Linked DNA regions of Homo sapiens: region 2 is linked to region 1. The links are chromatin loops, found by intact Hi-C in ENCODE. Cell type or tissue: MCF 10A. All regions are shown on one strand. Links, peaks and the distances in the headings refer to the core of each region. The heading gives the core; the rest is flanking DNA.

Region 1 (16,792 bases), core at 4,469-12,468:
CATCCCCTTCCAACTTATTCTGAGGACAGTACCCAGAGTGAACATATTAAATGTATGTCAGATCACACCGCTATTCTGCTCAAAAGAATTTTCCATCTTCCCATTTCACTTAGAATATTAGCCACAGGCCTCAGAATGGCAAAAACAGAATTACCCTGTTGGTACTTAGCTGAACTCTTCTCTCACTGTTCTCCTCCAGACACAGCTGGCTTCCTCACTCTTTCCGGAATGTGCCAGGCATACATCTGCCCTAGGATCTTCACACAATTCCACCAGGATGATGGTATCCACATGGCACTTTCCCTCCTCAAAGTTCATTTACATTTCACTTTCTCAGTGATGCTTACCCTGACTACCCTATTAAAATTGCAGCTCACACTCCTCAACCTTGACATTACTAATCAATTTTAACCTGGTCTATCTTTTGTTTTCAGTGGAACTTATTACATACTGGAATATGGAATATTGTACCATTTGTTTACTATCTTTAGTCTTTATGTTTAAACTTCCTGGAATGGAAACCCCATGAGTAAAGGAATCTGTGTCTATTTTGTTCACAGACGTATTTCAAGCACCCTGAAAAATGCCAAGTACTAATTAGGCATTCTGTAAATGTTTGTTGAATAAGACAATGAAGAGGCAAATTAAATTAAATACAAAATAGTTTGTTATCCAGGACATTTCTGACTGTATAGCCAAAGCTTTAAAATGAAGATAAGAATAATTTTATAAAATGAATTAGACACATATCAACCCTAGGGAGAATCTTCAAAGTGGTCTGCTCCTTTGAAAAGCCTTAAACAGGAAAGCTTTTATTTAAAGAATGGGCTGGGCATGGTGGCTCACACCTGTAATCCCAGCACTTTGGGAGGCCGAGGCGGGTGGATAACCTGAGGTCAGGAGTTCGAGACCAGCTGGACCAACATGGAGAAGCCTCGTCTCTACTAAAAATACAAAATTAGGCAGGCATGGTGGTGCATGCCCATAATCCCAGCTACTCAGGAGGCTGAGGCAGGAGAATCACTTGAACCCAGGAGGTGGAAGTTGCGTGAGCCGAGATCACACCATTGCATTCCAGCCTGGGCCACAGGAGAGAAACTCCATCTCAAAAAAAAAAAAAAAATGACACTGTGCTTCTGGAAATAACCTAATTATTACCAGAGGAAGGAATTCATGTCTATGCCATACAAGAGCTTTCACCCTTTAGAAGTGTTTTACGGAAGGTCACACACACACACACACACACACACACTGATCAAATTGCGGAATTCTCTGAAGCATACAGAGAATGGCATTTATTCTGGCAAGAACTGTGCAAATTGTTACAAGAAACATAAGGGATGGCAAGTATGAACAATTATATTTCAACAGATGCAGGAAGCAGTTGAAATATGGCTTCTCAACATCTGGGGCTTGCATACTTGTCATCTGGAAACCAGATTGGGTCAGTTACATGTGGAAAGGAATAAGTTATTGCCAGGCCAAATTTCCATATTAAAAGAAGTCTCCATTACCAGATTCTTTTTTTACAGACACCAAATAGACCAGGGAGTTACTAAAAATGGAAGGAGGTCGTGAGAAAGCAAGTCATACTATGAGTAGGACCTCACCTTATGAATTGCCTCTTTAGCAAAATCAACTGCAGAAAGGAAAGACATTGTCTGTTAAATGAAAGGTAATAAATGGAATTCGCAGGTGGACAAAAATACCTCCTGAAATCCCGTAACCCAGCGGGGTACAGATGAGACACGCCCTCTGCAGATACAGTGTGCAACTACCAGTGTGACTCTGAGTGCCCGTTTTCTGTCTCTGCACCGAAGCACCAAAAGCAAAGATTCCAGGCTGAAGCAAATTTTTTTTTTTTTTTTTTGAGACGGAGTCTTGCTCAGTTGCCCAGGCTGGAGTGCAGTGGCACGATCTCGGCTCACTGCAAGCTCCGCCTCCCGGGTTCACACCATTCTCCTGCCTCAGCCTCTCGAGTAGCTGGGACTACAGGTACCCGCCACCAGGCCCGGCTAATTTTTTGTATTTTTAGTAGAGACGGGGTTTCATTGTGTTAGCCAGGATAGTCTCGATCTCCTGACCTCATGATCCACCCGCCTCGGCCTCCCCAAGTGCTGGGATTACAGGTGACAGACACCGCGCCCAGCCAGTTTTACAGCTTTTTATAAAGATAAACATACTTATATGATGCAGCAATTCAATTTCTGGGAATTTATCCAAGAGAAAACTTGCTCACACAAAAATGCCTGTGTACAGCAGTTTCATACATAACAGTCCCACCCTAGAAACAAAAGTCCATCAACTAGTGATCAAAGAGATAATTTCTGGTATAACATGCAATAGGAATACTACTAAGAAATAAAAGGGAATGAACTACTTACCTGCACAACAACTTGAGTGAATCTCAAAAGTATTATAAATGAAATAAGCAAGAGACAAGACACTACATATTATATGATACCATTTATATAAAATTCTATGAAAGGGGCTGGCCGTGGTGGCTCATGCCTGTAATCCCAGTACTTTGGGTGACTGAAGCCAGAAGATCACTTAAGCCCAGGAGTTCAAGACCAGTCTGGGCAATATAATGAGACCTAGTCTCTACAAAAAATAAAATTAGCAGGGCATGATGGTGCGCGACTGTAGTCCCAGCTACTTGGGTGGGTAGGGCAGGAGGATTGCTTGAGCCAAGGAGGTCAAAGTTGCAATGGGCCAAGTTTTCCCCACTGCACTCCAGCCTGGGCAACACAGTGAGACCCTGCCTCAAAAAAAAAAAATTCCATGAAAGGAAAAACTATGTTGATATAAAGCAAAGTAATGCTTGCCAGGGTCCAGGGTCAGAAAAGATAGTGATTACACAAGGAAAAAAAGAAAGATGATGGAAATGTTCCATAGCACGGTTGTTGTGGTGTTTACATGATTGACTTTACGATCCTTTTGTTATGGATGAGTTAATTTTTAAATTCCTTCCTTAAACTAACAAGTCTGCCTACTTTTATCTTTGATCTAAAATTAGTACTGATGTTTTCCATTTGGATTGGTTAAGTCTCTTTTGACTGAAGCTTGCTCAGTGCCTAAATAAGTGATGTACATGAAAAGCTTTCTAGTCCTCTCCTACTGATCTCCATCGGTTAGCGCCTTGCCATGATTAATCCAGAGCTGCGGGATGGCAGAGCTGATGGCTTCATACATCGGATAGGTAAGTTTTATAGAGTGAATGAGAAGGAAGTAAAGGAAAGATAAAACAAAATACAGGACAGCTTAAAAATATGGACTCTTTACTTACTGTGAAAGTCTACTAAAGTAAGTGAGGGATGGGGAAGCACTTCCGGAGAATTGTGGAAGCCTGTTAGAGCATGTAGAGTTTTATGTCTGCAAGAGAGGGTATAAGCTTGTGTGTAAGAAGGTTTTGGGGCAGAATTTTATGGTACGTGTATTATATCTCAATAAGAATATTTTTAAAATGTACTTTCACAGGGAAAAAATTGCTTAACACTTTTATACAGAATAAAAAGCAAATGCTTCACTCTGGAAGGAGGCTTGATGATTGTGACTTCATAAGACTGAAAAGAACTTTTCAAAAATTTTAAGATTCAGCTAAGGCCAACAATGAAGTTTGTTTTCAGTGGATTGAAACATAAACAAACCAATAAATAAAAACAAGGTACACATACAAACACCCTCCATTCACAATAGTTCTGAGGGTTTATGTTAAAGAAAACGAATGAATTGTATGCCAAATGACTGGAATAGGAAGCCTGCCAAAACTTTAAGATAAAGACAGTGAAGAGATAAAAAGTAAAATCTTGAAATGAGTTAAGGACTCCAGCTGAAACCACTATCAGAGTTTACTGATATGAATTCCCAGGGCAATTGGGATAATTCTTTTAATAATAAGTAAGCCTGATACTCTTAAAGGTTGAAGAGACCTCAGTAGCTACCTAGTAAAACTTTTCATCTACCATACGATTTCTAGCTACAGCATTTCTAGCAGCCTATACTAGAATGTTTTCAGTGATAATATCTCTCTGTCTTAGAAGACTTTCCATTTTAATTTAAGGATGTTCTATTTAGAAGTTTCTTTAGGGTAAGGTTAAATTTACTTCGTTGTATATTCTAACTATTGGTCATAGTTACGAACTCTTGATCTATGAAAACTTCATAAGAAAATTTTTAAAAATTAGTCTACATTTTACACAATTGGACATTAGTATTACAAAAAGAAATAAGATTCCATCCCTTTAGCCAAATAAATTAGTCAGGCTTGTCTGGGTAACAGATTTAAGAGTTTAGAGAGTAAAAAGTGGAAGAAAATTTATCTCATTGCATAACGAGAAGACAAAATATGAAGTACTGTGAAGCATGTACTGGAAGATTATGAGAAAGCCGGGCTGCAGGAATCATTAGAACATCTAGTCTGAGAATTTAATTAAAGCATAATAAAAATGCTCCAAAAGAAAAGATATTAATGAAATGAAGAAGCACCAAGAACACAATAAAAACCAAGTGAAAATAATAATTATAGAAATATAGTGTTTGAAATAAAGAACACTTTGAGGAGTTAATTAATAGAATGGACGCTGATTAAGAATGAATAAGACCTAGGAGATGCTATTAAAAACATGACAGAAAAGAAAACAGTTAGAAAATATAAAATAAAAGCTGAGAGATATGAAAAATAGAAGTAGAAATGCCACCTTCTAGATAACAAGAATCTGAAACAGAGAGAGAGAAAAAAAGAATAGCGGATAGGAAATATTTGAAGAAATAATATTCCAACTTCTAAAACTAATAAAAGCCAAATACCTCAAACTGAAACTTCAAAAGTGTACAAACAAAATAGATAAGAAAAAAACATGCATCTGGCACAATAGAGTGAAAGAAAAATATACAAAATTAAAAAATGAGATAATAGGAGACGTTAGTGAAAAAGAGAAGAAATGAGAGGGATAACAAATCAAATGGTGGCTATTAGAAAAGACGAGAGAACTAGATGTCTAAAAGTTTGCAGAAGACGATACAATAAAGAAAATATCAAAAAAGTACAAATAATCACAAAAACCACAAATATTAAAATTTAATAAAACATTATGGAAATAATTCATCAATTATTATGGGGCAAACTCTGTTCCCTTAAAATTTTATATATTGAGGCTCTAACCCCCTCTACCTCAGAATGTGATCTGGTTTGGAGATAGTGTCTTTACCACGTTAAAATTAGGTCGGTAGGTTGGGACCTAATTTAATATTACTGGTGTTCTCATAAAAAAGGAAAATTTAGAGACGGATCCATATACAGGGAGAATGCCATCTTCAAGCCAAGGAGAATGGCCTGGAACAGATTCTTTCCTTACAGGCCTCACAAGGAACCCATCCGACCAACATCTTAATTTCAGACTTCTTGTCTCCAGAACTGTACGACAATACATTCCTGTTAATTTTAGCCGCCCAGTTTGTGACAACTTGTTACGGCAGGCCTAGCAAACTAAAACACTAATGCGCTTATAAATATTAAAAAAAGAAGGTAGAGGTCTAAAAAATATAAAATGCCAAAATGTAATGAGAAGAAATAAATAATTATAGAATTATAGAAATTAAAAATAAATACATTGAAAAGGCAACTAAAATAGAGTAATCTACTGATCTTTCAAGAAATAGCTAATTTTTGTATTGGACATCTTGCTTCAAAAAACAGCAAAATGAGAAATTTACCCCGATTTAATAGACTTTTTGATTTCCAAACAAAGTCAGAACAAGACAAAAAGAAACAGACTCATCTTCTTATGAAATTAGAAGTAGAAATTCCAAGAAAATATTTATTTACTATATACAACAAAGCAGTTAAAAATTCATATACAAGTGGATTTATGTTAGGAATGCTTAGATATCAGAATATCAGTGCAAAAAATATTAAAATTTTTTGAAAGAAAGTCCACACAATTATTCAGTAAGTGCATTTGATAACAACAAGGAAACATGATAACATTCAATGTCTATCTGAGATAAGTCCCTGTTAAGAAACTAGGAATAGAAAAATTCTTTTTTAAATTGCTAATGTTGTATGTTAAATTTATACAGCATTTTTACAGTGCTTAATAATGAAAATTTAAACATTCCATTTAAGATTAAAAACAAGAAAAAAATGTTCACTGTAACTACTACTGTTTAGCAATAGTGTAGTACAATGCTAAAGGTAACCAGTGATATAAGAAAACAAAAGGAATTATAAAGGACAAGGATTGCAATGGAAGAGTTGTATCTGCAATATTTTCAGATAATTTGATTATATAAAAATAAATACCAATAGAATCAACTAGAAAACTATTAAAAATAATACCAGAGTTCAAGAGGGTTACTTAAAAGAGCACATTTAACAAATCAATACTATTTCTGTATACTAGAAGTGTTGTTTTTATTTAGTTTTCTCAGCTTTTTTTTTGTTGTCACTGTGAGAACAGTAGGGATGACTTCCAATCTATTGCAAATATCACATGCCAGAACAGGAATGAAGGACATATATTTTAATTAAAAATAAAAACTGCTAAAGAATTTTCCAAAACACTTATACATTTTTGTACTTCAACCAGTTGTGTATGTGTTTCGGTTCCCCTATATCCTGCTAACACTTGGTGCTGTCAGTCTTTTTCATTTTAACAGTGCAAGTGGCATGTAGTCATATTCCATTGTGGTTTTATTCTGCATTTTGCTTGTGACTAATAATATGGAACATCTTTTATGTGCTTATTGCTCACTTGCGTGTATTCTTCTGTAAGTATTTGTTCAAGACTTTGGTTCTTTTTTTTATCAAGTTGTTTGTACTATATCTCTAAACTACAGACCTTTTAGTATTTTCGATACCAGTCTTTTTTGCATACACATATTGTGACTATTTTCTCCCAGTCTGTAACTTGCATATTTATATTCACAACAGTGTCTTGTATCTTGAAATGGGCAGAGGTTTCTTTCTTTCTTTCTTTCCTTCTTCTTTCTTTCTTTCTTTTTCTTTTTTAAGACAGAGCCTCACTCTGTCACCCAGGCTGGAGTGCAGTGGCATAATTCTGATCACTGCAGCCTCCGCCTCCTGGGTTCAAGTATTCTCCTGCCTCAACCTCCCGAGTAGCTGGGATTACAGGTGCCTGCCATCATGCACAGCTAATTTTTTGTGTTTTTAGTAGAGAAGGGGTCTCACCATGTTGGCCAGGCTGGTCTCAAATTCCTGACCTCAGGTGATCCACCCTCCTTGGCCTCCCAAAGTGCTGGGATTACAGGCATGAGCCACTGTGCCCAGCCCTTAAATTTCAATTAAATTCAATTTATCATTTTCTTTTAATTTTACACTGTACTTTCTCTTCTTTCTCTAAGACAGCTTTACTAATTCTCATGGTCACAAACTATTTTATGTTTTCTAGAAATTGTATGGTTTCAGGTTTTATGTTCAGGTCAATAATACGTCTTAAATAAATTTTGTAAGCTGATGTTGTCGTATGGTAAAGCCTTTTTTTCTCAATTGTTTCAATACCTTTTGTGTAAGACATGGCTTTGCCCACAAATTACTATTTTGGGTGTCTGAAATTTGTGCAGTGGTTTTTATCTTTTCTTCTTCCTTGTTCTTCATTTCTCCCTAATCTTGAAAAAAAAAACACATTTTATGTTTTCTATCTTTAGCTATTGTTTCTCTAGATGTAAGATAAATTACCAAACTCTTCTTCCTATCAAACATTCTCTTTGTAAACATCTCAGAATCTGGCTTCTCTCAATCCAGTCTTGAAATTACTTTATTGCACATTATCTGTAGTCTGGTGATCATGAAAACTAGTAACTTTTTCAAGTTTTCATTCACTAAGGCTGCTTTAAGTTCTGAAGAAAGAGAGAAAACATGACTTCTTTTTAAATTTTTCTTTCTTCAAGTCCTCTTTTCTGATATTTAAATATATGTATGTATATGTACATGTATATATACATACATATAAAGCATATATATGCATATAGGCATGCATACATATATATAATCTGTGTTTATGCATATATGCACGATATACACATATAGTCATGCACCATAGAACAATGTTTTGGTCAATGACAGATTGCATAACAACAATGGTCCCATAAGATTACAATGAAGCTGCCTTGTAAAGGTGTACCATTTTTGATCTTTTATATGGTATTTTCACTGTACCTTTTCTATGTTTAGACGCAAGCATTTAGCATTGTGTTATAATTGCCTGCAGTAATTAGTACGATAACATGCTATCCAGTTTTGTAGTCTAGGAGCAACAGTCTGTAATATATAGCCTAGGTGTTAGTAGGCTATACTGTCTAAGTTTGTGTAAGTACATTCTATGATGTTCCAACAATGACACAATCACCTAAAGGCACATTTCTCAAAATATCTCCCCATTGCTAAGCTATGCATGACTGTACACACACACACACAGACACACACATACACGCACATTCTTCCTAGATTGTTTCTACATCTACTAATGATATATCAGCTACAATTACTTTATCATTAATAGAATTATTATTTGTTCTTAACCTCATAGCATTTCCACGAGTGTCAAATCCTGAGTTTTCTCTAATTTTGTTTGCTTACCACAAATAAATAAATTACTGCTTTTATCTTGAATATTCTCTGGCTGAAACACATTGTTTATTTCCTCCATGGCTTAAAGAATAAAGAAAAATATATCTCTCATTTAAGGTCTTCTGTCATGACCTTATGACTCCTTTCTTTCCTGTCTTTAATCCTATTGCCTTATATATCTGTTATAAACATTTGCTCTAATCGTGGACCTTTTGATGATCTTTATGCCTTTTTGCTTAAAATCCCCCATTCAAACTATTTCTACCTTTTAAGTAAACTTTCCTTTCCTTTCCTTCCTCATTCCCCCAAAACTCAGTGATTTCTCCACTCACCACTCTCTCGAGCCGAACAGCTATAGCAATCATTTTTTGGTACTTATCTTCCTTGCACTTTTTGATGGTTTGCTATCCTTTGTTATTTTGAGATGTATGTACTTGATTGAGGGTTTCCTGATTAACAATTATAGGAGAGGAATACACCAGTAATAATATCGAGTCAGTGTTTATTCAGAAATTGTAAAATATGTGTTGATTTAATTTGCAGTTCCCAAGTTGATACAAAACTGGAAGATTGGCCTTATGTGCTTCCTGAGTATTATTATTACTACAGTTTGCATTATTATGATAGGTGAGTGGTTTAATTCATACACTTTCTATGGTTCTTCACTCCTGAAGGGTCCATGTATATCTCAAGTTTAACTCCAAATCTCCCACATCTAGAGTGATTAAAGGGTTTTATAGACACTTGTCCTCAAATTTTTACCAGTTCAACAGTTTTTACCATAATCCTTGCCTCTCCCCCAAACACTCTCAGTTTTACAATAGAATTATGTTCTTGACTTTATAGTCCTTGATGCTTAAGAAAAATAATCTTAAATTCTTAGATGACCACCAGATGGCAACAGCAATAGCGATGTTACTGAAATGCCAGGGGTTCAGTCTAGGTCCCATTGCTCAGGGCACAGAAAGCCAATCCCGGAGACAATGACTATTCCCGAATTAGGGAGGGGTAGGGAAGAAGAGTTGGTCAACAGGGAGCAGGTGGTCGGTTAGACAATCATGGCAGTGAGGAGTCCCTTGTCTGGAAGTGGTGATCTGGTGACTTTCGGTTTCCTGTTACTATCTGAGAGGACTAAAGGTCAGATTCCTAAAGAATGAACTCAAATAAGACAAATGTAAGTTTCAAGTTTTAAAACTAGGAGGATCAATTTCTATATTTATAAAAAAAAATCCCACATAAACATCAGTTCTATGGGCTTGTTACAGATAATTTTCTTTTTTAGAGTTTGTGAATTAGTGAGCTAATGTTAAATACACTATGCTCTGCTATTTGTATTTAATCCTCATTAGACTAGGATACAGGTATAAGAAAATCCATTTACAGATAAAAAATATACAGGACAGAATGAGTAAGTTGCCTCTCACAAATAATACATTCCAGACCTAGGATCAAACACCTTGGCTGTATAACTCTAATGCTTGATAAATTTTAAAAACCATGCAGCTTGACCTTCATAATTGTAGCATTCCTTTAATTTCTTTTTAATCAAGAGTAAGTTATGTCACTAATAGTTTGTTCTATAAAACTTTATTTATTTCTATTAGTTGGAATGCAAAATCTTACCTCTACCCGCTCAGGGTTTTTCTGCGGGCCTGAGAATGAAATTGACACAAGACACATCAACTTGAGCAAAGCACATGCGTTTAGTTAATATAAGTTTGACGTGACATGCACGTCTTCCTTATGAAAGCCTAAAGATGCAGGTAGAGTTGAACACTTATATATTGAATTCAACAAAGGGTAATAAATTATGAAAATGTGGCAAGGCAAAGAGGTTTGATCTAGGGTAATTAATTGGGTAGAAAAGTGACCGGAAAGATAAATGTTAAATTAACAAATGTTGTTTGCACACATTTCCTTTGGCCTCAACTACCTATCCTTGACTATAAGAATGTTGCTTTCCTTCTGGTATAGAGAAGATATCTTTCACAAAGGTATTTTATCTCCTGCTTATAAGAAAAATAAGGAAGCTCAGAGTGTTTTCTCTTGCATCTGCTGTTTTAAAAGTGCGTTTAACTCAAAAGAGTCTATATGCCTGAGTGACATATTTCGGGGCATCATGTTCTGAACTCCTTCACTATCATATTAAGTTAAATGAAAAAAAACAAAGAAATAACGGCATATGTGACCTTTTGCAAGACTGTCTCATTGGAATTGCAATATTTGTAAAAATGAAGTTGTTAAATTTCCTCTGGGTTCTATGGGTTTATTTTGTGAAAAAGATCCAAAGGTAGAATTTAATTCCTGAGCCATGGCCAAATAGTCCCCAGCACTTGATTTTCCATATGCATGGTTTGCTTAATTTAGCACTTATATTTGGCTAAGTAGCACTGCTCTTTGTTTTGTTTTGGTTTGATTGGGTTGGGTTGGGTTGGGTTGGGTTGGGTTTCGGTCATTCTCAAGAATACTGATAGTCTTCTTGTTTATAGTCTCTACTGTCAGTGTAGTCTTAGAGCTTAATGTTATTGCTGTCTAAACATCTGGAAGTTAAATATAGACAAGAGTTTCTACAGTAAGTTTTTATGTTCATTTATTCATTGATTAAAAAGAGCAGAAAGACAAAAGAAGACATTTATGTGGCCAGTAAACATATAAAGAAAAGCTCATCATCACTGGTCAGTAGAGAAATGCAAATCAAAACCACATGAGATACCATCTCAGGCCAGTCAGTATGGCGATTATTATTTTTTCTTTTTTTCTTTTTTTTATTATTATACTTTAAGTTCTAGGGTACATGTGCACAATGTGCAGGTTTGTGTTACATATGTATACATGTGCCATGTTGGTGTGCTGCACCCATTAACTCGTCATTTACATTAGATATATCTCCTAATGCTATCCCTCCCCACTCTCCCAACCCCACGACAGGGGGGCTATCCCTCCCCACTCCCCCAACCCCAACATCACCCCAATGTGTGATATTCCCGTCCCTGTGTCCATGTGTTCTCATTGTTCAATTCCCACCTATGAGTGAGAACATGTGGTGTTTGGTTTTCTGTCCTTGCCATAGTTTGCTGAGAATGATGGTTTCCAGCTTCATCCATGTCCCTACAAAGGACATGAACTCATCCTTTTTTAAGGCTGCATAGTATTCCATGGTGTATATGTGCCACATTTTCTTAATCCAGTCTATCATTGATGGGCACTTGGTTTGGTTCCAAGTCTTTGCTATTGTGAATAGTGCCACAATAAACATACGTGTGTATGTGTCTTTATAGCAGCATGATTTATAATCCTTCGGGTATATACCCAGTAATGGAATGGCTGGGTCAAATGGTATTTCTAGTTCTAGATCCCTGAGGAATCGCCACACTGTCTTCCACAATGGTTGAACTAGTTTACAGTCCCACCAACAGTGTAAAAGTATTCCTATTTCTCCACATCCTCTCCAGCACCTGTTGTTTCCTGACTTTTTAATGATCACCATTCTAACTGGTGCGAGATGATATCTCATTGTGGTTTTGATTTGCATTTCTTTGATGGCCAGTGATGATGAGCGTTTTTTCCTGTGTCTGTTGGCTGCGTAAATGTCTTCTTTGAGAAGTGTCTGTTCATATCCTTCACCCACTTTTTGATGGGATTGTTTTTTTCTTGTAAATTTGTTTAAGTTCTTTGTAGATTCTGGATATTAGTCCTTTGTCAAATGGATAGATTGCAAAATACCTAATGCATGCGGGGCTTCAAACCTAGAAGATGGGTTGATAGGTGCAGCAAGCCACCATGGCACATGTATACCAACGTCACAAACCTGCACACTCTGCAGATTTATCCCAGAACTTAAAGTTTAACAAAACAAAACACAACAAAAAGAGCACAGAGACAGAGTTGAAACACATTATATCTTACACCCTGTGTAGTAGCCTGTATCCACTTCTGAGCACTACAAAATAATAATAATAATAATAAATCATGGTGGAGTAGGGGGTGCAGCCTTTGGAGTTTGCCCTACATTTGAGCATATAGTTGGCTCTTTATTACTTGCATTAATTTATTCAAACATGTGGAATGCATGGACTTGTCTTATTCTGAATACTTAGCACCTAAATAAAACCTTGAGACAGTAAATCTCCAAACAATGTGCTTTCATTATTATTCCATATTCTTCAGCACTGGATGTAAATGAAATGAAACAAAGGTTTCACTAATTCTTATGTTTCACTTATGTGTTGTCCTTTATGGCAAGTTTCACTTTCCTAGCTTGGGTGTTTTCATAGGTAAAGGAAAGCCTCCATTTCTTACCCTAACCTCGAAACCTAAATTACATGCAGATCTCCAGCACTCTACCTTGATTGCAGAATTTATAGCTACATTTTATGCATTGTTTTTGGCAGGATATTAATATAGATTATGAGAAGCTAGTGGTTCCATTTCTCAAAATAGAAGCCAGGGAAATAGAAAAAAGTATGCACTGCTTGATCACTAAATGATCTTCCTTACAGACAGGGGAAGTTAATTCATCCTCATTCTGGGGAGGGGGGAAGCTAACTTACGGGCCTCAAACTGTGGAAGCAAAAAGTAAAATTAATACACCTGAATGAGTAGAAACACTTTTTAACATATGCTTTATCTGATCATTTCTTTCTTTTTTTTTCAGCCACATGGTCCAAGCATGCTAAACCTGTGGCATGTTCAGGGGACTGGCTTGGAGTGAGAGATAAGTGTTTCTATTTTTCTGATGATACCAGAAATTGGACAGCCAGTAAAATATTTTGTAGTTTGCAGAAAGCAGAACTTGCTCAGATTGATACACAAGAAGACATGGTAAGAAAACAGAAAAGTCTTCAGTAATTTCAGAGATTGTTTGTATAAAAACATAATAAAACAATAATAGCTAATACTATAATACAATTGATCCTTGAACAACATGGGTTTGAACTGTGTGGGTTCACTTATACCTGGATTATTTTTCCTCTGCCACCCTTGAGACAGCAAGAGCAAACCCTCCTCTTCTTCCCCCTCCTCAGCCTACTCAATATGAAAACAACGAGGATGAAGACTTTTACGATGTCTTCACTTCCACTTAATGAATAGTAAATAGATTTTCTCTTTCTTGTGATTTTCTTAATAACATCTTCTTTTCTCTAGCTTCCTTTATGGTAATAATACAGCATATAATTCAAATAACATGAAAATATATGTTAATTTACTTTTATGTTACCAGTAAGACTTCCAGTCAACAGCAGGCTACTAGTGGCTAAGTTTTCTGTTTTTGTTTTTTGTTTGTTTGTTTGTTTGTTTTTAAGACAGAGTCTCACTCTGGCACCTAGGCTGGAGTGCAGTGGTGCAATCTCAGCTCACTGTAGCCTTGAATTCCTGGGATCAAGCAATCCTCCCACCTTAGCCTCCTGAGTAGCTGGGACTACAGGTGCAGACCACCACTCCTGGCTAATTTTGTTTATTTTTTGTAGAGATGAGGTCTCACTATGTTGTCCAGGCTGGTCTCAAACTGAGATCAAGCAATTCTACTGCCTCAGCCTCCCAAAGTGCTAGAATTAGCATGAGATACCATAAACAGCATGGTTAACTTTTTGAGGAGTCAAAAGTTATATACAGACTTTTGACTGCACAGGCGGTCAGTGCCCCTAACTGCCACATTGTTTGAGTCAACTGTGTATGACAATGTGTGCTCAACAGTGTTCTAAGCACTGAAACTATATAATCTCATGTAATCTTCTACTAACACCCATGAAGGAGTTATATAACTCTCCCTACTTTAAAGATGAGGAAAGTCAGTCACAGAAATGTTATGTAACCCAGCCAATGACACAGCCATAAGTTGTTGGGCTGGGATTTGAACCCAGGCAAGATGACTAGTGATGCCATGTCCTTTACCACAATGCATACTGTTTATGTATCTAAATGTCTTCGTTAAATGTTCTTAGATTATTAAGTAGATTTTTTAAACCCTTTTCAATTTGCATTCTACCAAGCATAGACAGAAAAAATTTTTAAAAATACAGCTCTTAGAATTTAGAGACAAGGAAATGAAGGAAATATGTGCACTTCGAAGACGCGAGTGAATTAATGGAAGTAAAGAGGGCAAAGAAGGAGACACGTGGACTCTAGGGACACAGAGTAAGAAAATAGATTAGTTTTTAAAGAAAAGCTGGGGGTTGGAGAGTGGCCAAGATGGCCGACTAGAAGTAGCTGGAGTGCGCAGCTCTCAAAGAGAGGAACTGAAGGGGTGAGTAAATACAGCACTTTGAACTGAAACATCCAGGGTACACGCAATGGAACTAATCAAGGAAACAACTCAACCCATAGACAATGAAGAAAAGCAAGGCAGGTCGATGGCCAACCTGGGAACGACATGGAGCCAGGGGAACTCCCCTCGCCCAGGGAAGTGGTGAGTGAATGTGCAACCCCTGGAACCCATGCTGCTCCCATGGATCTTTGCAACCCTCGGGTCAGGAGATCCCCTTGTAAACCAACTCCACCGGGGCCTTCAGTCTGACACACAGAGCTAAGTGGAGCTTCAAAAGAGCAGCCTCTCAGGCATGTGCAGTGACCCGGGAGCCTCAGATAGCCAGGAGTTCCAGGCTTCCCAGCAAAAGTAGTTGAAACTCCAGCGAAGAGGGAGGTTAGACCCCCTTACACATCCCTAGTAAAGGGGCTGAATCCAGGAGGCTGAGCAGCGACATTCTGCAGGACCCACTTCCATGGCATCTCACAGGATAGGACCCACTGGCTTGGAGTTCTAGCCAGCCATCAATAACAGCATTGCACCTCCCTGAAACAGCTCCCAGAGGGAGATGTGGGCAGCCATCTTTGCTGTTTGGGTGACTTAGCCATCCAGCCTTCAGGCTTTGGAGAGTCCAAGTTGACCAGGGGTGGAAGTGGTCCCCCAGCACGGCACAGCTGCTCTACAAAAAAGTGGCCAGACTGCCCTTGTAAGTGGGTACCCAATCCCATTCCTCCTCACTGGGCAGGATCTCTAACCAGGGTCTTTAGCTGCCTCCTACAGGTGTTCTTGGGCCGGTAATAGCTATGTACCTCCCTGGCACAGAGCTCACAGAGGGAGGGGCAGGCCACCTTCTTTGCTGTTTTGTAGGCTTCACTGTTGGTACCTACAGGTATCAGAAAATCCGAGGTAAATAGGGACTGGAGATGGCCACCAGCATACCACAGCAGCCCTATGATAAAGTGGCCAGACTGTTACATGAGTGCCCATCTCCTTGTCTCCTCACCAGGAGGGTCCTCCAGGCCTGGGCCTCCAGCCCCCCTCGCAAGCGCTATTGAGCCAGTAGCAGCTCTGGAATGTCTTAGAGAGAGCCTCCAGGGGCAACAGGAAACCTCTCTGCCACTGCCTCTGCACTGGAACTGCCCTTGCTGCCCTCAGACTAATGAAGGAGCAAAGACCCTAAGTCTCTCATCCACACCTCCAACAAGTTGCAGGAGAGGAGGCCAGTCCATCTCCACAGGCTCTGCTCACCCACCTTGCTCATCACCAGACATGGAACCTCCAGCTTGGGCCCACAGCAGAGACCCTCCATCCTGGGCTGATTGCACTGAATGATTGCTTACTTGCATCTCTCTGGAGTGAAGCTCCCAGGAGAAAAGCAAAAGACCATTGGCTTTAACCACTACTAAGGTCTCTTCCATTGCTGCCTCCAAGTTGGGGAAGAAACATAAACACTGAGATCACCCAAGAGCTGCAGTGGGCAGCCTAGAATTGCCAAGTCACAATCTATAGCCAGCACTCAAGTGGGAGAGAAACCCACATTTTCAGAACATTGAGAGAGAACATGGCTGCAACTGTGAGGAAAAGTAAGGGAGTCACACAATGGATCAAGAGTCTCCCAACTGACAAATACGTCCAAGCGCAACCTACTGGATCACACCTCAAATCTTCAACACCAAAAATATCTCACTAACATAACCCCCTCTAAAATTAAAGAAGTCACCTTCAAATAAAGACCCTGCACAAAGCTTCAGCCCTATGAAAACAAACAGAAAAGAGATCTATCGACTGTACTAAATATACACTGCAGTTAAATTGACACCCACTGCAGAGATGAGACAGAATTAATGCAAGAACTCCAGTAACTCAAATAGTCAGAGTGTCATATGTTTTCCAAACAACTGCACCAGTTCTCCAACAAGAGTTCTTAACGAGGCTGAACTGGCTGGAATGGCATTGAA
Region 2 (16,792 bases), core at 4,298-12,297, 210 kb before region 1:
GCATCTGACAAAGGTGTAATAATCCAGAATCTATAAGAAATTTAGGCCAGGTGTGGTGGCTCACACCTGTAATCCCAGCAATTTGGGAGGCCAAGGTGGGTGGATCACCTGAGGTCAGAAGTTCGAGACCAACCTGGCCAACATGGTGAAACCCCATCTCTACTAAAAATACAAAAGTTAGCCAGGTGTGGTAGCACGCACCTGTAGTCCCAGCTACTCAGGAGGCTGAGGCAGGAGAATCACTTGAACCTGGGAGGTAGAGACTGCAGTGAGCTGAGATTGCACCATTGCACTCCAGCCTGGGCAACAAAAGCGAAACCCCATCTCAAAAAAAAAAAAAAAAAAAAAAAGAAGCAGCAGCAGCAGCTTAAACAAATCAGCAAGCAATAAACAAATAACCCCATTAAAAAGAGGCAAAGGACATGAACAGACACTTCACAGAAGAGGACATACAAGCGGCCTACAAACATATGAAAAAATGATCATCATCACTAATCATTAGAGAAATGCAAATTAAAACCACAATGAGACACCATCTCTCACCAGTCAGAATGGCTATTATTAGTCATAAAACAACAGATGGTGGCAAGGCTGCAGAGAAAAGAGAATGCTTATACCCTGTTGGTGGGAATGTAAATTAGTTCAGCCACTATAAAAAGCAGTTTGGAGATTTCTGAAAGAACTTAAAACAGAACTATGATTCAATCTGAAAATCTCATTTCTGGATATATATCTGAAGGAAAATAAATCACTCTACCAAAAAGCACGTGCACTCGTATGCTCATCACAGCACTATTCACAATAGCAAAGACATGGAATCAACCTAGGTGTCCATTGACAGTGGATTGTATAAGGAAAATGTGGTACATATACACCATGGAATACTACACAGCCATAAAAAAGAATGAAATCATGTTGTTTGCAACAACATGGAGGCAGCTGGTGGCCATTATCCTAAGTGAATTAACATAGGAACAGTGAACCAAATACTGCATGTACTCACTTACAAGTGGGAGCTAAGCATTGAGTACGCATGGACGTAATAATGAGAACAATAGATACTGGGAACTACTAGAAGGGGGAGGGAGGGAGGAAGGGAAATGTCAGCTGAAAAACTACCTATTGGGTACTATGCTCTCTTCCTAGGTGACAGAATGATCTGCACTACAAACCTCAGCATCATGAAATTTACCCATGTAACAAACCTGCATATGTACCCACTGAATCTAGAATAAAAGTTGAAATTGCTGTCTAAAAAAGCTCTTTGTTTCATTGACTTTGTCTATATATTTTTGTTTCCTATTTCATTAATTTCTACTTTGATTGCTATTGTTTCTTTTTTCTACTTAGTTGGGTTTTAATTTCTTCTTTTTCTTGTTTCTTAATATGGAAGCTGAGTTCATTAATTTGAGGCATTTCTTCTTTTTTATATAGTCATGCAGTGCTTTAAACTTTCCTTTAAATATTGCTTTAGTGGTATACAACAGATTCTGGTATGGTAATTTTTCACATTTATTCAGTTCAAAACACTTTCTAATTTCCCTTCAAATTTCCTCTTTGATTCATTGATTATTTAGAATGTGTTAATTTCCAAATACTTGGGAATTTTCCAGAAATCATTATACTATTAGTTTCCATGTGAGAAGAAACATTTTTAATGACTTAAACCCTTAAATTTATTGAGACATTTTATGGCCAAAAATATGATCTATCTTGGCAAATTTTCCATGTACACTTAAAAAGAATATGTAATCTGTTGTCGTTGGATGGAATGTTGTTAAAATGTACATCAAATAAATGCGGACAATAATTTGATTCAAGTCTTTATTTATTTATTTAGTTTTGAGAAGGTGTCTCGGTCTCTGTCGGCCAGGCTGGAGTGCAGTGGCGCGGGTGCAACCTCCGCCTCCCGGGTTCAAGCGATTCTCCTCTCTCAGCCTCCTGCGAAGCTGGGATTACAGTCATGTGCCACCATGCCCGGCTATATATATATATAGTTTTTTGAGACAGAGTTTCGCTTTTGTCCCCCAGGCTGGAGTGCAGTGGCGCGATCTTGGCTCACTGCAACCTCCGCCTCCTGGGTTCAAGAGATTCTCCTGCCTCAGCCTCCCGAGTAGCTGGGATTACAGGCATACACCACCATGCCCCTCTAATTTTTGTATTCTTAGTTTCGTCAAGTTGGCCAGACTGGTCTTGAACTCCAGACCTCAGGTGATCCACCTGACTCGCCTCGCAAAGTGCTGGGATTACAGGCATGAGTCACCATCCCCAGTCTGGTTGAAGTCTGTTATATGCTTGCTGATATTTTTTGTCTATTATCATATCAATTATTGAAAAAGGAGTATCTAACCTTTGATGATAATTATGATTTTGTCTACTTCTCCTGTAGTTCTATCAGGTTTGCTTTGTATATTTTAAAGCTCTGATAATCAAGGCATAAATATTATGGATTTTCATTCTCTCTTGATGAACTGACCTCTAACCAAGTAAACTTTTTTATTCCTGTTAGTAATGTTTGTTCTGAAATCTATTAGTCTGAAATTAGTACAGCCACTCCTGCTTTTCTTTGATTAATATTGGCATGATATATCTTTTTTTATCCTTTTACTTTTAACCTATTTTTTTGTCTTTAAACCGAGTATATTCCTTTTAGCTGACATAACATTTGGGCTCGCTATTTTACATCATTTAACAATTTCTTTTGGGTGTTTAAAACATTTACATTTAATGAAATTCTGATTAATTATACTTAAGTCTGTCATCTTGATATTTGTTTTCAATTTGTCTCCTTTGATCTATTTCCTATTTCTTTTTCCTCCTTTTTTTTTTTTTTTTTTAGACGGAGTCTCGCTCTGTCGCCCAGGCTGGAGTGCAGTGGCCGATCTCTGCTCACTGCAAGCTCCGCCTCCCAGGTTGATGCCATTCTCCTGCCTCAGCCTCCCAAGTAGCTGGGACTACAGGCACCTGCCACCATGCCTGGCTAATTTTTTGTATTTTTTAGTAGAGACAGGGTTTCACCATGTTAGCCAGGATGGTCTCGATCTCTTGACCTTGTGATCTGCCTGCCTTGGCCTCCCAAAGTGCTGGGATTACAGGTGTGAGCCACCGTGCCCGGCCTCCTGAAGAATTTTTTAAATGTTTTCTCTACTGAAATTCTGTTTGTGATTAATTCTGATTTAAGATGTCTGAAAACATTATTATTTCATCTGTACTTTTAAATGATATTTTCACTGGGTGTAGAATGCTAGGCTGACAGATTTTTTTGTATACTTCAAAAATGTTACTCCACAGTCTTCTTACTTGTATTATTTCTTATGACAAATATTCTATCATTCTTTGTTTCTCTGTACATAATTATCTATGCTTTTGTTAGATATTTTATTTTCGTTTTGTCACAGGGTTTATGCATTTTTTATTATGATGTGCCTTGGTGAAGTTTTTTTGTTTGTTTCTTGTATTCAGAGTTCTTTAGCTTTTGGATCTATTGTTTTACATTTTTCATTAGCTTTGAAAATGTTAAGCATTATTTTTTCAAATATGTTTTCTGCTCCAACCTCTACCCCACTCCCACACACTGTTAAGGGATTTAATACACGCGTATTAGGCGCTAGAAATTATCTCCCAGCAACCTAATGCTCTGCTCTGCCCTTTCCCTCCCGTCCCCTCCCCTCTCTTACTTTCCGCTTCTCTTCCCCCTGCCTTCTTTCCTTTCTATTACTTTCTGTTCTTTCTCCTTCTCTTTTCCTTCTTTTTTTTTTTTTTGAGACAGAGTCTCACTCTGTCGCCCAGGCTGGAGTGCAGTGGCACGATCTCGGCTCACTGCAAGCTCCACCTCCCGGGTTCATGCCATTCTCCTGCCTCAGCCTCCCAAGTACTACAGGTGCCCGCCACCACGCCCGGCTAATTTTTTGTATTTATTAGTAGAGATGGGATTTCACCTAGATAGCCAGGATGGTCTCGATCTCCTGACTTCGTGATCCACCCGCCTCGGCCTCCCAAAGTGCTGGGATTACAGGCGTGGGCCACCGCGCCTGGCCTCTTTTCCTTCTTTCTTGCTTGCCTTCCTTCTTTTATTTTACTTTTCTTTCTTCTTCCCTTTCTTTCTTTTCCTTTTAAAATTATATTCTCTCGGGGCTTCATTTTTAATAGTGACTCTTGTTATATCTCCAGGTTCACTAGTCTTTCCTTCTGGGTGTCCAATCTGCCATTAATACCTTACAGTGTATTTTTAATTTTATCTTTTGTCATTTACATTTCTAAAAGTGTACTTTGGTGTTTTTTTTTTGTCTTCTACATCTCTATGTAACTTTTAAAATATATAAATGTGTTTTGAACACATTAATTATCTTAATGTCTACATCTTCTAATTCTAACCTCTGAGTTGGTTTTGATTATTATTCTCCCCATTATGGGTCATATTTTTGTAACTCTTTGCATGCCTGCTGATCTTTGATTGAAAGCCAGACATTGTTCATTTTACCTTGGTCGATACTAAATAGGTTTGTGCTCCTATGAGTTTTATTATGAGATATGTTTAAGTTTCATAGAAACAGTGTGACGTTTCTGTTATTGTTTTTATGATAGGCAATATTAAAGAATTTCTCATTCTGGGGCTTAATTATTTCCCACTATGAAGGCAAGAGTTTCTGAATATCCTACTGAAAGCCTCACTGAACTATGATCTTTTCCAGCCTTGATGTTGGGAAAGGGCACTGTTCCTTGCTGTGTGTGAGCACTGGGAAGTGTTTTCTCTAATCAGTTTGGATGTTTCTTTCCTTGGACCCTCTGGTAGCTCCTCACACTTGTGCTTTGATCTGAACTCTGCTGAGTCCTCAAGCAAGATCCTCTGTAGATCTCTGAGTTCTTTCTTGATGCAGCCTACTCTTCTCTTGTACTCTCCTCTGAACTCTGTTTGCCTTTTTCTTCTCTGGCTTTCAGCTTTATATATCTTTAATCCATGGAGTTTACTAGCCTCATCCTCAGTTCCCCTTCCCTGTGTGTGGCCTGGAAACATTCTAAACTTGGTAAGCTAGGGCGATTATAGAGCTCACCTTGCTTGTTTTCCATCTCTCAGGAATCACTGTCCTTGATTACTTGATAGCCAGTGTTTTAAAAACTATTGCTTTATATATGTATATCCTTTTGTTTGTTTTAATTTGGAAGGTGAATTGAGTCCTTGTTACTCTATTGTGGCTATAAGAAAAAGTTCAAGATAACTATTTTGTAATTAGGTATTTAAGCTTCTCTTTCTGTTAGGGCTACTGATATCATTGAACAAAGATAAGTTGAACTGAGAGTATCCCTGGGGAAAAAAATTGTACTTCAATACTGAAAGATGGATTCTTGACTTTGTGTCTGGTAGTTTCTATTTCAAAGTTGATGACAGAGCTATCTTCTTTAGCCAAGCTGATAGTGCCTGTGAGTCATTGCCCATTCGCCCTTACTATTTCTGTCTTCAATCCTTATAGACACTGGTGCATTATTTTCTTAAACCTTAGATTCAGAGGCAATTGCCATGATCTGATCTATCCTGGGGATAACTCTTTCTATTAGTTCATATACTGCTTTTTGATCCCAACTATATCATTTAAATCAGGGCTACAACTTCAGCTCTTGGCCTGAGGGCTGTTATGTGCATGCTGTGATCTAAGACTAATTTTTACATTTTAAAAGGGTTATTAAAAATATGTGCAGCAAAGACTGAAAGTGGACTGCAAAATCTAAAATGGTTACCCTCTCTCCCTTTTCAGAAGATATTTACTGACTCCTGATGTAAATAAACTATTGTTCATGCATGCATTTCTGTAATGAGAAATAAATATGATAGTTAAGCACAAGGGCTCTGAAGTTGAACTGAGTTCAAATCCCAGTTAATTACTGAACATTTCTGTTGTCTAAGGCAAGCTATGTACCCTCTTAATGCCTTGAAGTTCTCAACTGAAAGAGGAATACCACTAATAGCTACCTCAGAGATATTTGAGGATTTAATGGAATGATGTTTATAAAGTCCTTCACAATGTGCCTAGAATTTGGTAAGAGTTCAAGAAATGTTAGCTACTCATATATTTGTTTAATTTTTTTTATCTTCTTAAGGCCCTATAAATATTCTGGTTTTGATTGTCGATTCTTAAGTTCTTAGAACATATTGGTCAAATAATCTAAAGGACCTGTTAATTAGGTTTAATTGCACTGGTAAACATTGCTTTGGATTCTTTGTTGTTGTTGTTGTTAAAATAGCATGCTGTGGAACATATCCTGACTTGGCCCTTCTTTTACTAACCATAAAAAGTAACATCCAGCATTTCTGCAGTTTTTTTTTTTTTAATTGTGGAGATTTGTCTGAGGTTTATTGGGGCTCTGAAAGAAAACTTGAGTTGGTATGGGAACAGATGGTATATAAGTGAATGTAATTTCAAATATCCAATTACCTTAGAGTATTTCATACAGTAAACTTTGGGCTGTGCTGGCTTAGCAGAATGTGTATACTTTCCTGAATTTATTGTTTAAGGTTTTTTTGTTTGTTTTGTTTTTGGTTTTTTGCTTGTTTATTTATTTATTTATTTTTTTGAGACAGAGTCTCACTTAGCCATCCAGGCTGGAGTGCAGTGGCGTGATCTTGGTTCAATGCAACCACTATCTCCTGGGTTCAAGCGATTCTCCCATCTCAGCCTCCCGAGTAGCTGGGATTACAAGCACCCGCCATCATGCATGGCTAATTTTTGTATTTTAGTAGAGACAGGGTTTCACCATGTTGACCAGGCTGGTCTTGAACTCCTGACCTCAGGTGATCCGTCCGCCTTGGCCTCCCAAAGTGCTAGGATTACAGGCGTGAGTCACCACGCCAGGCCTGTTCAAGTTTTTAAAATGTAACAAGTAAAATGAGCAAATTTAAGACATTCCATCTTTATATTAATATCTTCAAATGTACTTCCTTTGCATCTGTGTTTATCTCCCAGATCCTCTTAATCTCCACTTTTCCATGATCCCCCTCATCCCATGATGGATAACACCTGTAAAAATGTGCCATTTTTACTGATGGAGTACTCGTTTCCTGGAAGTAAATTAAAAATATATGGGTATATTTTTAATATTATTCTTTACATATGCATATATTTTAATTGTTATTCATATATATATAAAAGAATTGAGGAGTTCTAAGCATTGACAGAGTTGGGAAGCACAGAATTAAGTAGGAGTATCATCCATCTGACTTGTATGTGGACCATAAGGAAATCTGAGGGCTTTGATAATTATTAAACTGAACTTTGGTGACAACACAGTTAAATTTAATGGTCCATGTTATATTCCAACAAACAGTCAAATGTCTCAGATCTTCCCTAGTTCTTTTACTCCTTTAACAGCACAGCTGATAGATAATTTGTATCTCAACTCTCAGATAACATACAATCCAATAGCAATATTATAAATAATTCAAATTCAGTAAAGCATCCTATAATACTGATAGCAGAAATCTATCTCAGTATATTCATAAATATCAAATTGTCTGCCTTCGGTAAGCTTATACAACACTGTCTTATTTATTTACAATAAATACCAAACCTTTTACAAATTAAAATAATTACTTATGCCTGTCTTATTACTTTGTTATATTTTGAAAATGCTACAGGATATCTACTATGTACTTTTTTTTTTTTTTGAGACAAGGTCTTGCTCTGTTGCCCAGGCTGGAATGCAGTGGCACGATCTTGGTTCACTGAAACCTCCGCCTCCTGGGTTCCAGCTATTCTTGTGCCTCAGCTTCCCGAGTAGCTGGGACTACAGGCATGTACCACCATGTCAGCTAATTTCTGTATTTTTAGTAGAGATAGGGTTTCACCATGTTGGCCAGGCTGGTCTCGAACTCCTGGCCTCAAGCAATCAACCCACATGGGCCACCCAAAGTGCTGGGATTACAGGTGTTAGGCACTGCACCTGACCAGCTGTGTAATTTTTAAAAGGCTGAATATATACTTCAGTAAGTTAGATAAAAAATAACAACTTCAGATATTTTGATTTCCCCTTCACTCTTATTTTTACAAAGATATATGGATTAGAATTGTTTTTTTCTCATTTTTGGTTTATTCATTAATTAATTCATTTATTTATCAACGCTCTAGTGAATACCTTCTTTCTTTAGTGCTAACAGGGTTGACAGTAATGAATATACTTAGAACCTGTTCTCATGGTGCCTACAGTGTGGTATGGAGGAAGAAAATAAACAAATTAAAAATAGCTAGCTATATGATCTTATTCATCCATTTAATGTAGTCAGTGCATCACTCTAGGCACTGGGAGTTGGTACTGAGCAAGATATGTTCCCTTCTTTCTAGGAACTGATGGTGGCAGAAATTTAAAATTAAAAATAAATGTACATGGTAATTATTGAACTCTAACAGGTGATCTTAATAGAAGCTAACTCCTAATGATGATAATTCCTTAGGAATGAAGAACCATAGATGCCTTTTAGCAGAATGAAAGTGCCATTTTTATTATGAGACAGGTCTAGCCTGCAGAAATTTTTCAGTTTTACTTGCAAATGAATAAAATAGATTAAATTCCTCTAACTTACCTTGAAATTCCTAAAACGAAGCAGCAGATGGCACCGTCACCTCATTCATGCCTGCTGATTTTGCCACATCATTTTGGTTAACTCATGCTGGCTTAGCTGAGCTCAAACACCACAAGGAATCTATTTTTATCAGTTTTTCTGTACTTACCTTATTTGCCATACAAGGATCCCAACAGAGATTTAAGACCCATTATCATTTTACTGGTGAAGAAGCAAGCATAGAAAATTAAACAATATATCTAAAGTCATACAGTCCATCAGTGACAGAGTCAGAAGCAGCAATGCCACATGCTGCATTTACTGGGTAGAACGTAGACTCTGAAATTCCAAGCTCTACAAGTAACTTGAAGTTTTTTCCTTCTTATGTAATTTAATTCACCTATATTGAGCTGTTTCTTTTATTTATTTATTTATTTATTTTGTTTCGAGGTGAGGTCTCGCTCTGTTGCCCAGGCTGGAGTGCAATTGTGCAATCTCTGCCTCCCGTGTTCAAGCAATTCTCTCACCTCAGCCTCCCGAGTAGCTGGGATTACAGGGGCGTGCCACCATTCCTGGCTAATTTTTGTATTTTCAGTAGAGATGGGGTTTTACCATGTTGGCCAGGCTGGTCTCGAACTCCTGACCTCAGGTTATCCACCCACCTAGACTTCCCAAAGTGCTTAGATTATAGGTGTGAGCCACTGTGTCCACCTTTTTTTTTTGTTGTTTGCTTTTTTAGACAGAGTCTTACTCTGTTGCCCAGGCTGGAGTGTAGTGTCAGGATCTCAGCTCACTGCAGCCTCCTCTGCCTCCCGGATTCAAAGGATTCATGCTTCAACCTCCCGAGCAGCTGGGATTACGGGCCTGTACCACCATGCCCTGCTAATTTTTGTATTTTTAGTAGAGATGGGGTTTTGCCATGTTGGCCAGGCTGGTCTTGAACACCTGGCCTCAAGTGATCTGCCCGCCTCGGCCTCCGAAAGTGCTGGGATTACAGGTGTGAGCCACTGTGCCCGGCCTGTTACCCCTCTTTTAAAAAGTGAATGGAATTTGTCAGGTGACTAGCTTCCAAATATTTTCATTGCTCAATTGCTTTTTTTCTAAATGAAATTGTATATAAAATTTCCACCTATCAAAAAAGCAACATCAGAGATGCTCTGGTTGAATCAATATTGGGACAGTCCAGAGACCTTCCTGTTTGGCCTGTCCTGCATCACATTCTGCTGTATTTTTCTACTAAAGATGATGCTGAGTTATAGGATACAGAACTGAAACATGGATGTCCAATAAAGTAACAAAAGTGAATGCAATGGAACACAGAGCCGCTATGGGTAAAATAAAGAGGGATGACCCACAGGTAACCTAAAGCAAACAAATAAACATACACAGCTGAATTTTGCTTCCTATGCCATTTTTTTTCTTGACTCCCACATTTGGAGATGCTTTTTCTTCTCTTCCAAGGTTTCTCCATTTGTACCCACGACAGGAACTGTCTATTTCGAGGGTAGATTTTACCTCCATGCCATTGCTCAAGAGTCTCCTGAAACTATCTCCTGCAGTCAAGATGAAAATGGCCAATTTGGGACTCAGTGTCCTTGGTCAACTGCCTTGTTCTTGCTTCTTCCATTTTATCTCACTGAACCCCAGGACTCCTTTTCCCAGCTACTAGGGAGGCTGACGAAGGAGAATCGCTTGAACCCGGGAGGCAGAGTTTGTGGTGAGCCAAGATGGCGCCACTGCACTCCAGCCTGGGCAGAAGAGTGAGATTCCATCCCTCCGAAAAAAGACAATTCAAAATTCAAGTAAATGATAAGTTTAAAAATACCAAAACTTGGTTTCAGGATTAATTCTAAAATTCATTTAATTGAATTTTTCTCTGATTGTACTCTTGAAAAAGAAGTAAGTGTAATATCGTATTGAAATGGTCAGAAGAAAAGGAGGGAGGAGAAGAAATAACACTTTTTTAAAAAAAGAGGACATAGAAAACTTATAAATAGGCTGTTTATTTATTGTATATGAAATTTACTTATAAACTCATAAATAGCCTATTTATAAGTTTTCTATGTCCACCTTTTCAAGGAAAAGGAGTCCTGGGGTTCAGTGAGTTAAACTGGAAGAAGCAGGAACAAGGCAGTTGACCAAGGACATTGAGTCCCAAACTGACCATTTTCATTTTGACTGCCCGAGATAGTTTCAGGAGACCCTTGAGCAATGGGCATGGGGGTAAAATCCACCCTTGAAATAGACTGTCCCTGTTGTGGGTACAAACGGGATTACAGGCACCTGCCACCACACCCAGCTAATTTTTGTATTTTTAGTAGAGACAGGGTTTCACCATGTTGGCCAGGCTGGTCTCGAACTCCTGACCTCAAGAGATCTGCCTACCTCAGCCTCTCAAACTGCTGAGATTACAGGCGTGAGCCACCACCCCCAGCCTGAATTGCCTTTTTTTCTTCCTATTTCCTTCTCAACATTATTTCTAGGTTCCTTACCTTATCACAAAACCTCCATGTGTATCTTCTACACTGTTCTTTCCATTTTCTCACTACTTAACATACCTGGTTGTACTTCTTTATTTTTTCCTCCTCTCATTGCCATGACTACAATCCCTTCTCCTGAATCTTTTGAATTTTTTGGCTCTGTCAATTTAGATTTTCATTATAATCTGACTTCCTAAGAAAAAAGAAATGTCAAGTTATTTTGTCCTCTACTTAAAACTAATTGCCAGGATGCTCTGCAGCTTGAAGTTAAACTACCAGGGAAGTCTTTTAGGACAATGCCTCATACTCTTCTGTTTGATTTGTCTTGCTCTTTTTTCTTGTTTGTTTGAGACAGCCTGTAGCTCAGGCTGGAGTGCAGTGGTAGGATCTCGGCTCACTGCAGCCTTAATCTCCTGAGCTCAAGCGATCCTCCTGCCTCAACCTCCTGAGTAGCTGGGACTACAGGCACATGCCACCATGCCCGACTAATTTTTTGTTGTGGTGATCGGACCCAACACCAGGTCGTGGGGGTGACGAAGTCCAACAGAGTCAAAGGAATGAGAAAAGACAGTTTGAGAGAGAAAGTGGGTCCAGGGGGCCAACACTAGTTATGGAGGCTGCGAAGGCCCCGAGCTCCGGAAGCCCAGACTGTTTATTGGTGATCAAACAAAGAAACAGGTGGTGAGAACGTGGGGGTCGAAAGGGAGCGTTGCATTAAGCACATGAGTTACAGCTGTGATGGTTTAGCATTTATATGGCCAATTCTGAGACACAATCGATCTAGGAGCCTGGTAGGGCGAGAAGCAAGGAGCCAGCAAGTCTAGACACATTCGAGAGCCATGAGCCCTGGATTCTATCCAAGCCACGAGGGGTTTTATGCCCTGAGCTTAGATTATGGCGCATCAGGGTAGCCTTCCACCCTTAGCACAGAGTTTGGTGTTCCAAAGGCCATGAGAGGTTTCAGACTCTGGACCTGGACATGTTCCAACACTCTTTTATGTTATGTCAGACATGCAAGCCCTGCTTCAGCTTCTCCCAGCACTCATCTTTTCCCAACAATTTTTGTATTTTTTGCGGAGACAGGGTTTTGCCATGTTGCCCAGGCTGGTCATGAACTCCCGAGCTCTAGCTATCCTCCCACCCTGGCTTCCCAAAGTGTTGGGATTAAGGTGTGAACCACCATGTCTGGTTTTTTTTTTTTTTTTGGCTTTTTTAATCAAAATGTCATTAAAGGCCAGGTGAGGTGGCTCATGCCTGTAATCCTAGCACTTTGGGAGGTTGAGGCAGGTGGAGTACCTGAGGTCAGCAGTTCGAGACCAGCCTAACCAACATGGAGAAACCCCGTCTCTACTAAAAATACAAAAAATTAGCTGGGTATGGTGGCACATGCCTGTAATCCCAGCTACTTGGGAGGCTGAGGCAGGAGAATCACTTGAACCCGGGAGGCGGAGGTTGCAGCGAGCTGAGATCGCGCCATTGCACTCCAGCCTGGGAAACAAGAGCGAAACTCCATCTCAAAAATAAATAAATAAATAAAATAAAAAGTTATTAAAGATTAATTTATATGGAATAGTTTACAGTACCCATTCTCAATTTTGCATTTCAGGGACTATTAAAGGGAAGAACAAAGGCCTCTGGAGGGGGGTGCTGGGAAGAGCAGATGCTCTGTGCCCTGGCAGTGAGTCCGGCTCCTTTAAGGAAGTACTAGAGACCTGCCAGGTGTCAGTTTATTTGATGGCAACTAAATGTTAAAAGCAAAGTCACAAAGAAGAAAGGAGGAGCATGGGCTTGGCAATTGGGAGCTGGGGATCCCTGGCAGGGAAGGTGGGAGAGCTATGAATGACTACACCATCTAAAATGAAGCATTTGTAAGTGTTGTGAGTAAAGCTAAGTAAATTTGGTGCTTCAGTCAATCCAAGGGATACCGAAGTAATTTTTTTTACATGTCTTTCTTCCTCAAATATAATGAGAAATCAATTAGGATTGGGATTGAGCCTCAGGTTTGTGAATATAGTAAATATTCAGTAGATATTTAATTGTTAATGGATGAATAGAGAAAACAAGGAAAGGAAGGAGGCAGAGAGTCAGAGAAGAGGAAGAGAGGAAAGAGGCCCAATTTAGCATTCAAATTGGAAGAGAAATTTGATTTTTTTTTAATTGGGAAGGTACTTTGAAATGTTGCTATCTTCTGAGGACTGAACATGTTTTTCTGCAGTGGTTCTTAAGTTTAATGCTTAGTTTGGTTTTAATAATCTTGTTTTCTTTGTTATTTTTATTATTTTTTTGAGACAGAGTCTTGCTCTGTTACCCAGGCTGGAGTGCAGTGGCGCCAGCTTGGCTCACTGCAACCTCTGCCTCCGGGGCTCAAAGAAACCCTCTCACCTCAGCCTCCCAAGTACTTTGAACCACAGGCATGTACCACCATAGCTGGCTAATTTTTTGTATTTTTTTTTTTGTAGAGATGGAGTTTTGCCATGTTGCCAGGCTAGTCTCGAACTCCTGGACTCAAGCCAACCACCTGCCTTGACCTCCCAAAGTTCTGAGATTACAGGCATGAGCCACCGTGCCCAGCCATAATCTTTTCTATTTAATTCATGTATCCATTTATTTCTATATATTCACATGTTTACTTATTTCTCTTCATTTATTTGTATGAATTTTCCAGAAAGTCACATTAGACATATACAAAATAGATATTTGTTTGAAAAGAATGCTATTTTTTGAGGTTTAATTCTGAGAGTAAACACTACTACTTAATGTATATAGCAGTGAGTGAGCAGACTGACTCAGCTATTCTTTTATTTTTTATTTTAACAGGTTTTGGGGAGCAGGTGGTGTTTGGTTACATGGATAAGTTTTTTAGTGGTGATTTCTTATATTTTTGTTGCACCCATCACCTGAGCAGTGTACACTGTACCCAATGTGTAATCTTTTATCTCTCACCCACCTCCCGCCCTTCCCTCCAAGTCCCCAAAATCCATTGTATCATTCCTATGTCTTTGTATTTTCATAGCTTAGCTCTCACTTATAAGTGAGAACATACAATGTTTTGTTTTCCATTCCTGAGACTCAGCTATTATGAATTCGGTTCTTTCAGCTATTTTATTGATGTAATATTCAATCTACCTCTGGGTTTCATTAATTACAATTTTAGTTTATAAAATGTGTTTTCCACTTCTAAGAACTCTTCTCAGATTGCTCATTTTTCTTTTTTCTCTTTCTTTCTTTTCTTTTTTTTTTTTTTTGACAGAGTTTTTGCTCTTGTTGCCCAGGCTGGAGTGCAGTGGCACGATCTTGGCTTACTCTTGGCTCACTGAAGCCTCTGCCTCCTGGGTTCAAGCAATTCTCCTGCCTCAGCCTCCCAAGTGGCTGAGATTACAGGCATGCGCCTCCACGCCTGGCTAATTTTGTATTTTTAGTAGAGACGAGGTTTCTCCATGTTTGTCAGGCTGGTCTCGAACTCCTGACCTCAGGTGATCTGCCTGTCTCTGCCTCCCAAAGTGCTGGGATTACAGGCATGAGCCATTGCACCCGGCCAGATTGCTCATTTTTCTTGGATGACCCACTTGTTTTATAGATGAAAGTTTTCAACAAACTTCACTGAAAATGTAAGTTAGATAACTGGTTTGTTTTTTGTCTTTTCTTTTGTTAGGTTGGTTTGTTTCCACCTGTTTCTTTCCTTTTTTTTTTTTTTTTTTTTTAGATGGAGTTTCACTGTTGTTGCCCAGGTTGGGGTGCAGTGGCACGATCTTGGCTCACTACAACTTCCACCTCCTGGGTTCAAGTGATTCTCCTGTCTCAGCCTCCTAAATAGCTGGGATTAAAGGCACCTGCCACCCCACCCAGCTAATTTTTTATATTTTTAGTAGAGATGGGGTTCCATCATGTTTGCCAGACTGATCTCAAACTGCTGACCTCAGGTGATCCACCTGCCTCAGCCTCCCAAAGTGTAGGAATTACAGGCCTGAGCCACCATGCTCGGCCTTCCACCTGTTTCTTGCATTAACATTTAATGAGGGGTATTTTTCTCTGAATACCCAGCCTATCTCTCCCACTGTCTTGAAATACGAAGGGTATTGTTTTTCTAGTTTGTCAATGATTTGCATAATTAATGTTTAATTGCTTTATTTTAGACAAAGAGACAAAAAAGGAGAATAATGAGAATTAGACTAAAGTTTATGTTTATTGAAAAATTTCTTTGACCACTTAGAGAGTTAACTGTTTTCATAGGATTGTGATTAAACACAGGGTGACAGTCAAAGTCACTATAGGGAAAAACTCTCCCACTGGAGGTCTGATTTGATAGTAAAGACAGCTTCTTATTACTGACTGCAAGGTACTCCCCTCATTATTGTTCTCTAGTTCTCTATTTCTATTTAAGAGGTCGACCCTTTTTCCTGGAGCCAATGTATTCACTGTTTGAGAAATTCCATGGTATCCCTTTGTAGGGGTGAAAGATTCCTTTTCCTCACTCATTGCTAGGTTCACGGCATCTACAATAAAACATAGATCAACAAGAGAATAGCATCCAAATTTATTTAATAGAAGTTACCTGAACAAACAGGCCTTGTTAAGTTCTACTCAGCTTATTACCATTAGATTATACCCTTTTGTTCTCCAGTCATACTTCTGCATAACTGTCCGTAGAAATACTCAGTTTTCCCTGCGTCTTCATTTCAGAAGGCTCTCTTGTCGTATAACATTTACATGCTTTTGTTTTGTTAATCTGTCTTTTGTTATAGGGGTCTCAGTCACGAACCTGGTGATGGGCAAGGAAAAGATACTACTTTTTCTCCCCTACGTTGGACAAGGAGGGTATGATCTAATGCTAATAAACTGGAGGGAGCTTAGCAAGACTAATTTGTTCAGATTCTTCTTGGCATCTCTGTATCTTCAAAGATAAGGAAGTTTCTTTCCTCTAGGAAACAATACTTCTAAAATAAGGGTCTTATGATCTGCTTCAGGGCAGAAAGACGGGGAAAGGTGTGAGAGTGAATTTCCTGATTCTGCTGTTTTCTCAAATGCCAAGAATCCATATTTTGGGGTTGCATGTCCTGAACCTCATACGCTGCTTTCCAAGCACTGCATTATAGGACTGAAACACTGATGAATGTTGAGATTAAGATCCACATTACCACTTTGCAACATGTCTACAAAAACTTAGTAAAACTTTTGTGGCAGCTTAAGTAAGGCGGGAAGCTCATTTATGTACTCTCTTGAGCTCTCTTCCATTTTGATAGGTGTTAGACTGTCAGAACTGCAGAGCCCTCATCATATAACAACTCCTCCCAAATCTCTGCACTAGAGACTTGGCAAACTCTAGCACGCCTTCTAGTAGCCTAAGGCAAGGTCCATAGGATGATTCAGCACTACTTAAAAGGCCAGCCTGAGGAAGCCCAATGCTGCTAGGAGAATTTACTTTTTGTTCCAGTTAAAACTTGTTAACAGGCCAGGTGTGGTGGCTCATGCGTGTAATCCCAGCACCTTGGGAGGCCGAGGCGGGCGGATCACGAGGTCAGGAGATCGAGACCATTCTGGTTAACACGATGAAACCCTGTCTCTACTAAAAATACAAAAAATTAGCCAGGCATGGTGGCGGGCGCCTGTAGTCCCAGCTACTTGGGAGGCTGAGGCAGGAGAATGGCGTGAACCCAGGAGGCAGAGCTTGCAGTGAGCCGAAATCGCGCCACTGCACTCCAGCGTGGGCAACAGAGCGAGACTCTGTCTCAAAACAACAACAACAACAAAAAACTTGGTAACAGAT

What was found. Hi-C counts contacts between places; a loop is a spot of excess contacts. Peaks named below come from ENCODE experiments on the same cell type or tissue, not always from the same donor. Only the 100,000 strongest peaks of a DNase experiment are listed, where the experiment ranks them.
Region 2: a loop joins it to region 1, with 6 times the contacts of the local background. A loop is called at or near these places in 6 of 110 quality-filtered maps.

Annotation. Positions count from the first base shown.
Region 1 is chr12:9,918,685-9,935,476 of GRCh38, reverse strand. It overlaps CLEC2A (C-type lectin domain family 2 member A), which reads left to right and starts at 3,107. Exons shown (of 5, transcript NM_001130711.2): 1 at 3,107-3,202; 2 at 9,134-9,217; 3 at 13,245-13,411. The coding sequence starts at 3,148. In MCF 10A, for the core only: a CTCF peak has its summit at 9,452 (motif pointing right); a DNase peak (open chromatin) is centred at 9,526.
Region 2 is chr12:10,132,015-10,148,806 of GRCh38, reverse strand. LOC105369655 (a long non-coding RNA gene) reads right to left here. Exons shown (of 4, transcript XR_007063208.1): 4 at 15,193-15,521. Among named protein-coding and RNA genes, the nearest start is that of CLEC7A, 10 kb to the right of the region's middle. RefSeq lists an enhancer at 14,249-15,069. In MCF 10A, for the core only: a CTCF peak has its summit at 8,593 (motif pointing right); DNase peaks (open chromatin) are centred at 8,626 and 11,986.